2 separate regions of the Mus musculus genome follow, and region 2 is linked to region 1. A link is a loop called in an ENCODE intact Hi-C map of the cell type or tissue named here. Cell type or tissue: gastrocnemius. All regions are shown on one strand. Links, peaks and the distances in the headings refer to the core of each region. The heading gives the core; the rest is flanking DNA.

What was found. A loop is a pair of places that touch in the nucleus more often than their neighbours do. Peaks named below come from ENCODE experiments on the same cell type or tissue, not always from the same donor. Only the 100,000 strongest peaks of a DNase experiment are listed, where the experiment ranks them.
Region 2: it touches region 1 in a loop (2.0-fold over the local background); 1 of 42 quality-filtered maps calls a loop at or near these places.

What each region holds. Positions count from the first base shown.
Region 1 is chr2:52,422,992-52,425,897 of GRCm38, forward strand. It overlaps Arl5a (ADP-ribosylation factor-like 5A), which reads right to left and starts at 1,883. Exons shown (of 6, transcript NM_182994.2): 1 at 1,599-1,883. The coding sequence starts at 1,644. It overlaps A430018G15Rik (RIKEN cDNA A430018G15 gene), which reads left to right and starts at 2,021. Exons shown (of 3, transcript NR_165461.1): 1 at 2,021-2,164. In gastrocnemius, for the core only: a CTCF peak has its summit at 1,357; DNase peaks (open chromatin) are centred at 1,511, 1,932 and 2,549; H3K4me3 peaks cover 2,500 bases; H3K27ac peaks cover 2,500 bases.
Region 2 is chr2:52,496,812-52,499,717 of GRCm38, forward strand. All of the region lies in intron 2 of Cacnb4 (calcium channel, voltage-dependent, beta 4 subunit), which reads right to left. Among named protein-coding and RNA genes, the nearest start is that of A430018G15Rik, 73 kb to the left of the region's middle. In gastrocnemius, for the core only: no CTCF peak of the experiment used is centred there; DNase peaks (open chromatin) are centred at 1,611 and 2,506.

The sequences.
Region 1 (2,906 bases), core at 217-2,716:
TCACGATCTCACTCTATTGACTGGTAATTTCCTAGGAACTGGACTCTATTAATCCTCTTGTTAATTTTCAAACTCTGAGTAAACGTTCAGGCAAATGCTACTACAAAATGCAGAGCACAAGATCTGTGCTGCTACCAATGCATTCCTGCTATCATGTGCAACTAGGTGAGTTTCTTTTAAAGTTCTAATTCATTTTTTAAGTTACAGCAACGGTTTGGTCACTGACTCAAAGAAGAAAGTGAGACCAGTACCAGAGACACTTTAAAGCAAAAGGTCTTTCTAAACCAAAGCAGAACTGAAACACTAGTCTCACTAAATTCAAGACTGTAGAGGACAGAACTAGAATAAGAACACTTATTACCCACACAAATATCACCAGTTCTACAACAATGTAACCTTTAGTACTTCAAACCTAGAGATTAAATATTCAAAAACTGTAGACCCCACAAATCCCTCCTGTGCTAGGTGAGAGTATCTAAACCCACAGAATTATGAAGCCACTAGAAACCACTACCCCGTCACACGTTCTCTGCTGACCAGACAGAGCTAATGGAAATATCCTCTTTATTGCCTTCCACTTCATTTAGTACCGTTATCTTAGGTATCATTTTTAAAAAAATTATTATTAAAAAAAGCAGAACCCACTAGGGATTACAAGTCCCATAAAACCAGCTCTATCCCAGAGGAGGAGCAAGCCCGGCAACTGCTCCTTCTAAATAGTAGGCGCCACCGTTCATTAAGTTTTAACTGGAAAAAGTGGGGGTGCGACAACGCTACCAGCTTATACAAGAGAAAAACTGTACGTGCTTGACAGATGGAATGAACTGCAAGTAGAGCTTTTTTTAAAAAAAAGCACTATATTTCATTTCAGTAACTATGTAGTTCTGTTAGGACCATATTCTCTCCAGTATCACACACCCATTTTGTAATTTTTTTTTTTAATAAATCCCCTATGCCTTTCCGTGGCAAATGTCTGCATTTAGGCGAACTTAACACAGTAACCTGCTAGTTACCTAATGCTAATGAAGCCTGCCTCCCGAGGCAGGCTTTTAAAAGCTTTCAGCGAAACACTTTAACAAGGGCCAAAAACAAAACAAAACAAAACAAAACCCAAAACCTTCTAATAACCTAAGAAAGAAAACGACCTTAGGCTTGACCTTTACCACTGAGACAAACGGCGCAAAGGAGAGACACTCCATCACTATTCCGCAGCGAGGGTCTCCCCGCCCATCCCCCCCACCCCCACCCCCACCCCCACCCCCCAAAGCGAACCAGACGGATCCAGCACTAGTTCCAGTTTTCCGCATTCTGCAAGCCGTGGGCTCGGTGGCGCCGCTAGGGTCAGGGCCCTCGGTCCTCACTCTAGAACCCCAGCTGTTGCCCGTGCGGCCCAAACACAATTGCGGGCAGGCGACGGGGATGGAAGCAGGCCAGGCAGCGCGCTGGGCCCTCGGCGTGGGGCAGGGCACCTTTTGCGCTCGCGATCAAATCGGAGAAATGGGTGTATGGCGGGAGGAACCTCTCCCCAGCTCCCCGGAGACAAAGGCGACCCTCCTGCCCGACAAGGGCCGGGACCTCCCCGCCCGGCCCAGCCTCACCCTGGTGATTGAACAGCCTCCAGATCCGGGTAAAGAGAATTCCCATCCTCGGGCAGCGGAGCCCTCCAGCCTCCCGGGCTCAGGCTGCGGGGCAGAAGGACGCGCCGGGGCCTCCGCCTCTGCTCCCGCGCCGGCCGCGCGCCCGCTTCCAGGGACCCGCGGGGAGGCCGCAGCCCAGGCCGCCCAGCCACGCGCGAGGCCCCGCCGCTACCGCCGCGGCGCTCGCCTGGCTCGCGGACATCGCCGCCGCGTTGTCTGCTCGAACCTCGCGGGCCACCGTCCTCCCCCAGCTCCTCTCCGGCGGTGGCTCGGGCAGGGGCGGGGCGGAGCGAGGGGACTGCGCAGGCGCCGTGCCCGGAGGCGGAGCGAGGGAGCTGGAGGCGGGGCAAGGGGGCTGGAGGCGGGGCGAGGGGCTGGGAGGCCTCTGCGGCGCGGAGGGTCAGTGGAAGGAAGGCTGCGGCGCTTTAGGCGCGCCAATGTCGGGGATTTGAGGTTGTTTCTAAGTCACAATGCAAATATGTAACCATACTCAACTCCAAAAGTGCCAGGTTTGGACCCCGACGATGGTAAGCTTTAAGTCTCTTTAGAGCCTATTTTCCCTGACAAGCAGCAGAAATCATTGGCCTATTTTTTTTTTTTTTTTTTTTTTTTTTGTCGCTGCGGTTTTTCGTACTTCTACCTTTGCTTCTCAGCGCTCTTCCCTCTCCAATCTCCCTCTGCTCTCAGGCCACTCTTGGCTAGAACACTTTTCCTTAAGTATCTCCCCGGTTTAAAAATCTTAAGGCACAAAAGCCGTCTGAGCTGAGTCCAAAAAGACTGTAGACAAGAAACTCACTGGTCTTCACGATATGATCGTCTTTTTCTCTCATTCAGGAGTCACCATCATGTTAAATAGATGGCCAAATGCTGTCTGTGCTCTTCATTCTGCTGCTTGCCTAAAGTTTAAACAGTTGTGCCTCCTGGTATGCGAGTGTCCAGCTCTGCGCCCCTGCGCACCCCCACCCCCACTCCCCGCAGGATAAGTGGCTGAAAAGTAAAATATAAGTAATCGCTGGCGAACTTGATCCGAACGAAGAGTTCTTGCCTGTGTTTTGTTTTTGTTTACTTTAGTTCCCTTTAGCTAAACAGGTAGACTCTAGATCTCCATATTCCTGATGTAGGAACAGGGTCGATTCCTGAGGTTAACTGACGACTGTGATAGTTTTGACTCAAAGAGAAACTGGGGTTGTCTACTTCTTCCACACACATAAACAAACAAAAAGAGTAGAATCAGCATCATCTCTTTCTATCCTCTTTAAGTTTGTAAAA
Region 2 (2,906 bases), core at 283-2,782, 74 kb after region 1:
CACGAGCGAGGACACTAAACTGCAATTAGACAGGTACAGATGTCTGCATAAAGCCACATTTCATGTTAACAGCGTTTCCACGATCAAATCTTTAATATACTGACTGCCAAAGAAATAGAAGTGGCCCAAGTCACCTTAGAGAGAAATATTTGCTATCACTAAAAATAAACCTTTTATTTCTGAATAATTTTAGATTCCCCTCCTGTAACGTTAGACACCTTAGATAACCAAGTCTCACATATCACAACTTTAAAAAATGATATTGGCTTCTCATTTATTATTATTTTTTAATTTAATTTAATTTAATTTTTATTTTATGCACATTGGTGATTTGACTGCACATGTGTCTGTGTGAGGGTATCAGAGTCCCTAGGACAGGAGTTACAGTTGTGAGCTGCCACATGGGTGCTGGGAATTGAATCTAGGTCTTTTGGAAGAGCAGCCAGTGCTCTTAACTGCTGAGCCATCTATCTCTCCAGCCCTGGATCCTCATTTTTAATAAAATCTCAAGCATTTATCAGATTTCACCAGTGTTCTCTGATTTCTTTTATAATCCCTGAGATTCAGGATAGCATTATTACTTTGAGTATATGCTTTTAAAACTCAAATACTAATAGATCCTGAATAAAGCTGCTCCAATCCAACATCTCAGCCATTTTTGCCATTTTGTCTCCTTCATTCCACGTGTGACAGACAGGCCAGGGAAGCCATCAAGTCAAGCGCTGCTTCAAACGCACCACAGCTATGAGTTGAGGTTAAGGCTAAGAATACTTCAATCAGGTCAGCGCACCATTTTTAATTAAAAGAAACTGAGACAGAGAAATAGCAAACTGGACCCAGCAATAAAGAGCATCATGCACTTGTGTTTCAGAGGGCTCATGGGTGGATCAAAAGTCCTCAAATCCTCCTCAAGGGGCTTTGGTGGTCTGGGTTAGAAACAAGGACTGCAGATGAGGAAGTAAAGACGGCACCTGCTGCTCCAGAAGCCCGAGCAAGGAAGGCATAGGGAGACAGGCACAAGGCACCAGGAGAGCCGCCTTTCAGCAAAGGACTTTTCCAGGCGCACCGGGCACTAACGGCAGAAAATAAGGTGCTCATTTGCTGCTGCTATCCATGTTCCAGGCCTTACAGGATAAAAAGTGATGTATTTAGGGCAAGGTGGTGAACTTGAGCACTTTGGGAAGTTTGAAAGCAGACACCATGGAGGGACCATTTTGAAGGCAAAGAGAAGTTGTGCTTTTTTTTTTTTTTTTTTTTTTTTTTTTTTTTTTGCCTGATGATAGAGAAGGGAGGTTTTAGTCTTGCTGCAACAGTCGGGATGGTTAAGGCCACTCAGAATACCTGAGCAGGCATTCTCAGGACAGGGCTGCTAAAATCGGCCTCCCAAGTACCTCCCTGGCACCCTTTAGCCTTGCTAGGTCGCAGGGATCAGCCACATGAAGGGATGCGGAAGACCCTGGGAACCAAGGAAGGAAGGGTTACAAGTGATGAAAGAGTTACAAAGATCACGGCACAGAAATCTGGGTCAACCCATGGGGAGACAGACAGTCAAGGGGAGATTTTCAAGGATAGCAGGCACAAGACCTATATGAGATCATGCCAGCCAAAATCCTATCCCCAAGGGGGAGGGGCTCAGGGAGACCCACCCTTATCTGAGGAGCCATTGGCAACTGATGGCTGCAGGGGGGGGGGGCGGGTGGGAGATGTCAGTATTGTTCAAGAATGTAGCCTCTGAGAGGCTACCCATGATCCAGGGTAGGTGGCTATACATCCATACACAGACAGGCAGCTCTCAGTGGACTTTGTGGGTTTAAAAATATGAACATGTGAAGTTGGGTAGGAATGACAGCGGGGGGGGGGGGTGGTGAAGGAAGAGGAGGAGGAGGAGAAGGAGAAGGAGAAGGAAGAGGAGGAGGAGGAGAAGGAAGAAGAAGAAGAAGAAGAAGAAGAAGAAGAAGAGGAGGAGGAGGAGGAGGAGGAGGAGGAGGAGGAGGAGGAAGAGGAAGAAGAGGAAGAAGAGGAAGAAGAGGAAGAAGAGGAAGAAGAGGAAGAAGAAATAATAATACAAGATGCTTGGTAGAAGTAAGGATGTTGCAAATGTGCTACAGTCCACAGGACAGGCCCAGAGGAAAAGGATCTGGCATGAAAAACCAAGAGTCCCAAAGTTCAGAGACTCTGGCACTTAAATGCCACCCTGTCTTAATGAGCAAGTTATTTGTTCAAAGTTAAGAGGAGTCATTTGGAAAGCTACTTATGCTGTCAGATTCGCAACAATCAGCTAACGGAACTCAGCTTGCCTTTGGCACAAACACGTCAATAAGAAGACAGGTTGAATGTGGATTCTCACCCACCGTCAGTCAACAGTCCTCAGATGTCCGGAATAGTGCCCCGTTGTGAAAGAATGAAGCCACACTGGATTAAAAGGTGACTTGCCCATTTGGAAGGCTTTAGCAAGACTGGCTGACTCTCTGTGGGATGTCCATCTGCTCTGGGGTCTAACTTTGAAGTTCCAAACGACCCCATGGTGAACTTGAGTCTAAAATGTATTGGCAATGGGCTAAAAAAGAATAAGTAGGTCAGAAGACTGATCAAAGCTCAGTCCGAGATAAGCACACAGTCGGAAGTCGTGAGGCAGAGTGAGGAGGCTGCGCTGGGATCTGAACCAAGCTCTGGTGTACTCTGCTTGCTCTTCTCGTCTACACGCATTGTGCACAACTCGGAAAGCATTCTGGGAGCTGACCGGGAGCTCCACCGTACCGCCATTGTACCTCCCCTTCTCAACATGGCAGAAACGAATGTTTGGAAACAAAACCCAGGATAGGCAGGGTAGGGAAATACAGGTGCTATAGTTTTCTCCCTAAGATATATACCTCAAATTTACTTTCTCTGCCAGAACAGACATGGCC